Regions from separate parts of the Homo sapiens genome. Here region 1 is linked to region 2. A link is an interaction called in ENCODE POLR2A ChIA-PET data of the cell type or tissue named here. Cell type or tissue: PC-3. All regions are shown on one strand. Links, peaks and the distances in the headings refer to the core of each region. The heading gives the core; the rest is flanking DNA.

Evidence for each region. Peaks named below come from ENCODE experiments on the same cell type or tissue, not always from the same donor. Only the 100,000 strongest peaks of a DNase experiment are listed, where the experiment ranks them.
Region 1: POLR2A ChIA-PET joins it to region 2 with 5 read pairs; 3 of 35 experiments call an interaction of 5 or more read pairs at or near these places.

The regions. Positions count from the first base shown.
Region 1 is chr1:45,868,038-45,872,431 of GRCh38, forward strand. The region is part of intron 3 of MAST2 (microtubule associated serine/threonine kinase 2); the gene reads left to right. The region is part of intron 4 of LOC105378694 (a long non-coding RNA gene); the gene reads right to left. Among named protein-coding and RNA genes, the nearest start is that of MAST2, 67 kb to the left of the region's middle. In PC-3, for the core only: no CTCF peak of the experiment used is centred there; DNase peaks (open chromatin) are centred at 2,654 and 4,284; H3K4me3 peaks cover 450 bases; H3K27ac peaks cover 3,638 bases.
Region 2 is chr1:46,000,450-46,004,843 of GRCh38, forward strand. It overlaps MAST2 (microtubule associated serine/threonine kinase 2), which reads left to right. Exons shown (of 29, transcript NM_015112.3): 7 at 2,356-2,434. Among named protein-coding and RNA genes, the nearest start is that of PIK3R3, 130 kb to the right of the region's middle. In PC-3, for the core only: no CTCF peak of the experiment used is centred there; no DNase peak of the experiment used is centred there.

The DNA.
Region 1 (4,394 bases), core at 318-4,317, 130 kb before region 2:
TCTTAATGGTAAAAGGACATCTGGGAGATTATGTGTGAGCATCTTTTCTTTACACTGGAGGAGCCTCTGTCGGTGTAGGAATTGACACTGTTTTGCTTGAAAAGCTGTTCAAGTTGGGTCTTTTTTGTGGTAAAAATTGGCTTTCATCTTACATCTACTTTTGAAGCATCTACACATGGAGAGACATTTGAGATTGAAGTTCCTTGTGAATTGAAGGAGGTGCTTTTATACTTGCCCTGTTTCCCAATCAACTTTATGGGGGATGATTTTAACTTTGAAAGGTCAGGGACTAGCCACCATAAGCAAATTTTTGTTATCAACTCTCTTAGTGCCATAATTTCCACATTATTTGCCCATAAGGCACATATAGTAATCTGTCTTCATTGTATAGACAGTGCAATTTCCCAGGTTCTGAATTGAAAATATTTGTTGTGCTGATAAAATTATTGCCTTCAGGCAAAAACTAAATTGTATAGTATTTTTATGCACCCCCCCCAACCCCCTGCTTGCTTTTTGCCTTTGCTGTTCAAAAACGAGAGTACTTAGAGTGTCATTGTTTACGGGTACTTAATTATTTTGGAGGATATATGACAACATAATGCATACTGGGAAGCATTATTATTGAGAAAGCCTTGGGACTTTTTTTATTTTGCAAATTATGACTGTCATAAATTATGGTCATCTTACAAAATGTGATTCAGCTAATTTTTAGTCTTTAAAAACAAAATCTTCAAGAACCAGGTAGATTTCAAACATTCAATTTCTTCTTGAAATTTCATTTTAAAAAGGCTGATGACATGGATAAAAATGTAACCTAATTATTTGCTTCTGTTGTTCTACATTTCCTTGTTCTTTTCTGTGGGAAGCTTGATAAAAGAAACATTTCAGTTTGTACTCTTCAGTTTTTAGTACCACTAAGATATTTTCATCAAGTCAGTAAATTAGATGGCTTTGAAGGTTAAGGAATTTATCTCACTCTTGTCCCTCTTCTTTGCCCTGACTCATGTATTCCTATTCTATGTTGCAGCTACACCAGTCTTGTACCTTTGTTTGTTTTTTTCATAGTCATTTTTTTCTGACATTCCCCCCATTCCTGAGTGGTTTTATCCTCCTTTTCTACCTATCAACCTTCTGATAATCCCCATGCAGTTAAAACCTGAGTACCTAATTTTCAAATATTATAGTCATTATGGGTAACTCCAGTATCTTTGTAGACAAGGATAATCAGTCCAGCCTCAGATCTTTAGAGTTCCTTGGCTATCTGGAGTCTGTGTTAACAATACATTCCTGTAGATGCCATGTATTCTGTAGAGGGAACTGTTTGATTCAGAAATCTTACAGTGATTTACAGTTACATCCCTTGATCACCTCTGAATTAAATTCTGGTGTTCTCTGTGTAAATCTAGATCACAAATTGGTGGTCTGGTGACTGTTTCCTGTAGATATATTTTATTTAGCCACCTTTGGAGATTTAAAGAAAAATCAACCAACATAGTCTCTATCAGTCCCCTTTTGTTTTATCCTCTGCTGCTTTATGTATTTACTGAATTTCATCTATTCTAAGGCTCACATCTTTTTACTTTATAACAGCTTTGAAATAGCGGTGTTACTCTTGATGGTGTGTTATACGTTAATTGGCCAGGCTTATTTTTGTTTTGCATTTTAAAAAATGTTTCTTACTGTTACAAAAAATAACAGTGTCTTTTGCAATTGATAGTTTTTCAGATTTGATAAAGTACAGTATATTACCTTACTGGCTTATTAAAGCATTTGAGTTTGCACCATTTGTTTCTCAATGTAAAGACCTCCACCTTTTTTTAGCTCTCTCCCTTTCCTTTTTCTAAAGTCTTGAAGATCTCTGTTCCTGTGATTCTTTTGTTTGTTTGTTTGTTTGTTTGTTTTTGAGACAGAGTTTTGCTCTTGTCACCCAGGCTGGAGTGCAATGGTGCAATCTTGGCTCACTGCAACCTCCGCCTCCTGGGTTCAAGCGATTCTCCAGCCTCAGCCTCCTGAGTAGTTGGGATCACAGGTTCCTGCCACCATGCCTGGCTAATTTTTGTAGTTTTAGTAGAGACAGGCTTTTGCCATGTTGGCCAGGCTAGTCTCGAATTCCTGACCTGAGGTGATCTGCCCACCTTGGCCTCCCAAAGTGCTGGGATTACAGGCATGAGCTACTGCGCCCAGCTTTTGATTCTTTGTATACCTGTTTGACATGCCTTTCTGTATCATCTGATATTGTTTTATTTTTTCTCAATTTATTTGAGGTATATAACATTTGTGAATTTTTTATTGTATAACCACATTCACATTTTGTTGGTAAACCCAACTCAGGAATAATGTATGATTCAGTTTTTTAAAATGCTCATGTATATAATGTAAGTTTCCTACTTTTCATCTTGAGGTAGTTTTGGTAAGGTATATGTTTTTAAGAGTTTGTCCATTTTGTTTATTTTGTTATTTATTGAGATCAATTTGTTTATATATATATATATATAAAATTTTTGTTCTTTTAAACCTTTGCTGATTTGTTCTTCTGTTTCTCTTTGTATTTCTAATATTGGGTATTAAGACTCTTTTTTTTCATTATCAAGTATCAGTGGAATGCCGAGTACAGTGGCTCATGCCTATAATCCCAGCACTTTGAGAGTGCCAGGTGGGTGAATCACTTGAGCCCAGGAGCTGGAGACCAGCTTGGGCAACATGGTGAGATGTCTGTACAAATTAAAAAAAAAAAAAATTTAAGTAGCCAGGCGTGGCGGTGCACACCTGTAGTTCCAGCTATTTGGGAAGCTAAAGTGGGAGGATCGTTTGAGCCTAGGAGGTCGATGCTGCCGTGAGCCATGATTGTGCCCCTGTACTCCAGCCTGGGTGACAGCAAGACCGTGTCTCAAAAAAAATTAAAATAACAACAACAAAAATTCATGGAAGATTTTTTTTGTTGTTGTTAGTTTTTCCAGAAACCAACTATCCCTTTATTTCAGCCTTTTCATATCAGTTTGCTTTTGGTATATCTCTTGCAAATGGCATACAGTAGGTTTTCTTTAAAAAAAAAAAAAAAAAGTCCTGTTTGTAATGAAAAGTTTGTCTGTGTACATTTATTATGATTAATGATATATTTGGACTTGTTTGTGCCATATTATTTTTTGTATTCCATATCCTACATCTCTATGCCTTACTGTCCCCTTTTTTTTTTACCCTTTAAAAATATTGGTAGAGTTTTTTTTCTTATTTTCTTTTTCTATTTCTACTGGTGTGTTAGAACAAATTCAAACTTTAACCCCCTCCTGAACACTACAAGCACTCCATGTCTCTTATTACCTCCCCCAAACTTATTTGGCCATGTAATCAAACTGAACTGAAACAGGCCAGTTTAAAAAACAACAACAAAACCATGAAATTCACTGTAACCAGAGGTGACCCAGTTTACCTGAGCTAGCATGATAAGAAAGTTCTGTTTTAACTCTATAAGGAGAGTCACTTTGTAATGAATAATCTGCTTTTTGTTCCCTGTTTGTGCTTTCTTAACCCATTTTCTGCTTAGAAAGCCAGCCCCCTCTGCTTAGCTCAGCAGAACACGCATTCTATTTTTAAGAATGAGATGTTACAGAATTGCAAACAAAAGTCAGTTTGATCTTTAAACTGAAAGTCAGTTTGATCTTTAAACTAAATCTGTTGTAATTTTGTCCTTTGACAATGGTATTGTCATCAGCAGTGGATTCTGAGTAGGCCCTAGAATGTTCACCACTCCTACCCTAAGCCCAAGCAGTGTTATTTATGTTAGTTACATTATGTGGGTTTAATTATGAGTTATATCAAGAGACATATAATATTTTAGTGGCAGAGAATACCTTTTTTTCATCATTGATTTGTTTGTTTTTCTTGAGTTCTCACTATGTTACCTAGGCTGGTCTCAAACTCTGGGCTCAAGTGATCCTCCCACCGTGGCCTCCCAAAGTGTTGGGATTACAGGCGTGAGCCACAGCACCTTGCCTCGTTGATTTTAAATGTTAGTTGAAAAGTTATTGTCTCCAAAACCCAATTCTCTATCCACTTCCAATGGAGTGGATTATTGGGTTATGTTTCTTAGAGTCTGTTAATTTCCTTCTCTGGAAAGAGTGCTGCTACTGCAGTAGGGATCAATATACGTATAGTGTGAGAATTCAATAGCAAATGAGCCAGGCTGAGTCCCAGGGAGGGAGTTGCCTCAGGCATAGACAGCTTTGACCCATAGTCATCTCCACGCTGGTGACTGTTGACATAAAGGACAAGGACCAGCCTTGTGACTCCTGGCTTGCATATTTACTTGTGGGGGTAGCGGTTACTGCCTTTGGACACTTGGCCTTTGTCTTTTCTTTGGAAATATTTTATGGCTTTAGTCATTGTGAATAATGAGT
Region 2 (4,394 bases), core at 165-4,164:
TCCAGGCAGAGGGAACAGCCTGTTCCATTGATACCATGGGTCTGTTTCATTGCCTGGGTTTAGGAGTAGGACCAACTAGGAGGCTTCAGGGCCTGGTTTTTTACCACTGAGACCCAAACAGGTCTATGCTAAGTGGCATGACATTTGAGTCATGTGCATGGAACATGGATCTCTGGGCTGTCCTCTTATACAACATAGTAAGAAAAGCTGCTGGTTATTGGTGGGATGGGGAGAAGTGTTTCAACCCTGCCAAACAGAGTATCAGGAATCGTTTGTTTCTGTGTTACTGGCTGGCGCTTTGGAGGATCACATTGGTTTGCAATGTCAAACAAAAGACAGATTGAATTGAACACTAAGGATAGACCCATTGGTCCTACAATTTCACTTCAAACTATCACACATTCCTAAACAGAAGGAATGTGCCAAGCTAGACCAAATACCAAGATTCAAAAAGATCACTCTCTCTGGTTCCTTTGGTTCTCACTATAATGTGTATTTTTTTACTACAGCCATAGCCACAGAGCTGACAGGTAATAGCGGGTATAATGGGGAGAGGGGCTGGGAAACTGCTATGCATGGCCAGACAATATGGTTTGTGATGTTGTGGTTGGTGAAAACTGGTTGTGATGATTCTTCTCTGACTGTGGGTATGAACATTGGGCCTTTCATGTCTTGCAAAGAGGCCCAAAGGGATCTCCCTCTACCTGCTGGAACCAAGGCTCAGAGCTCATATGCTTGGAGGCAGGAATTGCTGAATAGTTCCAAACTTCTGAGCTTAGGGACAAGTCACCCTTATTCCCACAGCTTTGCACAGTCAGATGACTGCAGTGACCAGATAGAGGAAATAGAGGCATCATGTGGTGGCATTTCTTCCTGACTCTGGTGGCCCCTGCTGTTCATTATACAGAGAAATTGCTGCCATGCAGCTAGTTTTCATTTCTATCTAAGGGGAGGAAAACTCACATGTACAAAAGTGTATTTGACAAGGGTTTGGGAAATCCATCCCTGAGTTATACTTGTCTCATCTTTGCTGAGCTATTTCCTGGAACCGACTTGTTTTATTGTGTGGTGCTCCCAGGACCCAGCAAAGAGGTCAAAGAGAACATCATGTCTGAGCACCTTCCTGGACATGTCTGAACCTCAGAGACTAGGTTCCAGCAGAGTTATAGCCTATATGTGCTGCTGCCAGGGTGGCATGAAGTTTGAGTCATGTGCATGTGGCATGGAACCTGCGGCTCACCCCTTACAGAACAGAGTAGAAAAGCTGCTAGGTATTGGTGAGGGTGGGGAGGAGTGCTTCGAAGGGAGAAGCCCCAGCAAGATTTATTCCTTTTTGCTTCTTCTTCTCCCTGTCCCTGCCATAACCATGAAGCCTTGAACAAACCACCCAAATCTCAGGATCTTAGTGTTTTCTCTGTAAATTGTAATATGAACTTATAAAGATCCTCCATTGCTGATAGTCTCAGGTTCTGTGAGTAACAGCAAAAAAACTTTGTATCTAACTTCAACCAGAGCAGGCTGTACCCTTAAGCTCTACAAAAAAGAATACACCACATCCCACAGTCCAGGCAAAGAATCACACGTTCATATTATAAAAGTTTCAAACTAGATCCCTGCTTGATCTTTCCCCTCTACAGTAAAGCAAATAACTGTGGCGGGGTGGGGGGGCATGTTTTGTTTGTTTGTTTTGATGAGAGCTGTGGGGAGCATCCTTTTGAGAGCAGCAGGAAGCCTCCCCCAAAGTCTCATATACAGCTAAGGGTATGTCACCTCCCTTCTCTTTCATAAAGTTACTGTCACTCTTCGACAGACATTCCCAAATATTGGTTTTATGAGTCCTAACGGCTCCTAGGCAGCCTATAACTGTTTCCCATTGATTAGCTCAGTTCAGACCCAGATGGTGGCCCACTTCTTCCTGTTGTCAGCCAGTGGCCTGGGGAAGACCAAAGAGCCCTTAACACGGAGCCTTCACAAATGGAAATAGCTGCATTTCAGTGGCAGTTCTATCTTGTAATGTTGCCTATAGCTGGAATCCTCTGTCATTGTTTCTATGAAAGTAAGTTGAGAGTATGAAAATATATATTCCAAAACCACAGTATTATATGACAGATGTTCTTCTGTTATACAAAGTTATGGACTATTTTATAGTCAGAGATGTCTGTCTTTGCAGGGAAAACAACAATAAGCCCTCTGTAGGGGAGAGATATAAAAGCATGTACTGGACTGAGCAGTAATGTCTTAAGGAGGAGCCCTACAGTGAATCAACTGCCCCCAAAATGCTGATGAACAGACAGGCAGGTTGTGGGTCAGGGTGTAGTCCTGCAGAAACTGCCTAATACTTTTTCTTGCATACAGGACTGATGGGCGGCGCTGGTCTTTGGCCTCTTTGCCCTCTTCAGGATATGGAACTAACACTCCTAGCTCCACTGTCTCAGTAAGTAGCCAAATCTGTGGCCATACTTCCTTCACCCTAAGGAAGTACTTCCCTTTGGGTTATCTAGTGTCACAAAATGGTTCTCAACTTTTTCTCCAAAGTCAAACTCAGAGAGGTTGCTGAGAGATGATGTTGGGTGCAACAGAGGGCTGGGGTCCCTTCCCAACCATAGCCAGCTCCATAAGTGCCTTCGGAAAGGATGACCAGTGCCCTCTCTGGGAATCAGTTACTTCTAGTGGAGGCAGAGGAGAGCTTGAGGATGAACTTTTGCTTTGACAGTGAGACCAGATATGGGGACTCCTAAGCACACTTCCCCTACTCCTCCATCCTTATTTCTAGAACTGGAACCAAGAGCAGATCACCTTTCTCATATCTGAAGCACTTGGTAGACTCTCCCCTCTTTTTCACCTTTTTCTTTCAAAAAAGAAGGGAAGAGTGATTGTTATTTGATATCCAAGTTTGATGCATATGAAGCAAAAAGCTGGACCTGTCTCTAAAACGTTTATTTCTTTTGGAGAATGTTTTAGCCTAAAACACAAGAGCTGTACTAATTGCTGCTATGCACAATTGACCCTTAAGCCCTCATTGAGCAACTTTTTTTTTTTTGAAAGAGTGTCACTGTCACCCAGGCTGGAGTGCAGTGGCGCAATCACGGCTCGCTGCAGCTTCAACCTCCCCAGGCTCAGATGATCCTCCCACCTCATTCTCCTAAGTAGACTGGGACTGCAGGGGCATGCCACCACCCTGTAGCAGGCTAATTTTTTGTAGAGAGGGGGTTTCATCATGTTTCCCAGGCTGGTCCCAAATTTCTGGGCTCAAGCGATCCATCTGCCTTGGCTTCCCAAAGTGCTAGGATTACAGGCGTGAACTGCCACACCCAGCCGAGCAACTTTTTATTAAAACCACAGTGACAAGGTTGGCCAACTTTTTCTGTAAAGAGCCCAACGTGGAGTAAATGTTTTAGTCTTTGAAGGCCATACAGAAGCAGGCCGTAGACCTGCTGACCCCATCCCCATTACTTGCAGCATTCTTCAGGTCTTCCCTGCTCAGTGTGCCTTTATTCCTGAATCTCGAGCAGGGAAAAGGAGTACATTTCCTCTCCCAACCTAGATACTACTATCACATTAATCCAAAGATGTCATTGGTCTTTGGCAACTGTTAAGTTTAAGATCTTTCTCTAATAAACATTCCCCTTCCCGGGCCAGGCGCAGTGGCTCACACCTGTAATCCTGGCACTTTGGGAGGCTGAGGCAGGCTGATCGCAAGGTCAGGAGATCGAGACCATCGTGGCTAACATGGTGAAACCCCGTCTCCACTAAAAATACAAAAAATTAGCTGGGCGTGGTGGTGGGCGCCTGTAGTCCCAGCGTCTCAGGAGGCTGAGGCAGGAGAATCGCTTGAACCCAGGAGGCGGAGATTGCCATGAGCCGAGATCACACCACTGCACTCCAGCCTGGGTGACAGAGCAAGACTATCTCAAAAAAAAAAAAAAAAAAAAAATCCCCTTTCCCATAACTCTTCACTCAAACAAGTGATTTTTTTAGAACCAAGGTAAGTCTCATCTGCAAATTTTAAGACTTAACTCATTGCTCCAGCTTATTAGGATTCTTTAAAATACCAGTTTTGCCCACTGTAGTTTACATTGCCTCACTAGTTTCATGTTAGCTATAGCTGGTAAGAATATTTTTTGCAACTTTGATCCAAATCATTTATTAAAATGGGGCCAAGAAATAACCCTGTGGAGACATCTCACTCGCTGTTTATAACTTCATGTATTATAGCATTCTATGAGAGAAAATGTGCACTGTTAGCAAAAAAGAAATGCTGATTTCTCACTTGTTTATTGAGCCTGTGACAACAGAGTTATCTCAGTGTGGTGCTTTAGCTTTGATTCTTAAATGGATTTAGATATTTAAACCTTGGCTCTGGGAGCAGTAGCTCAGGCCTATAATCTCAGCAC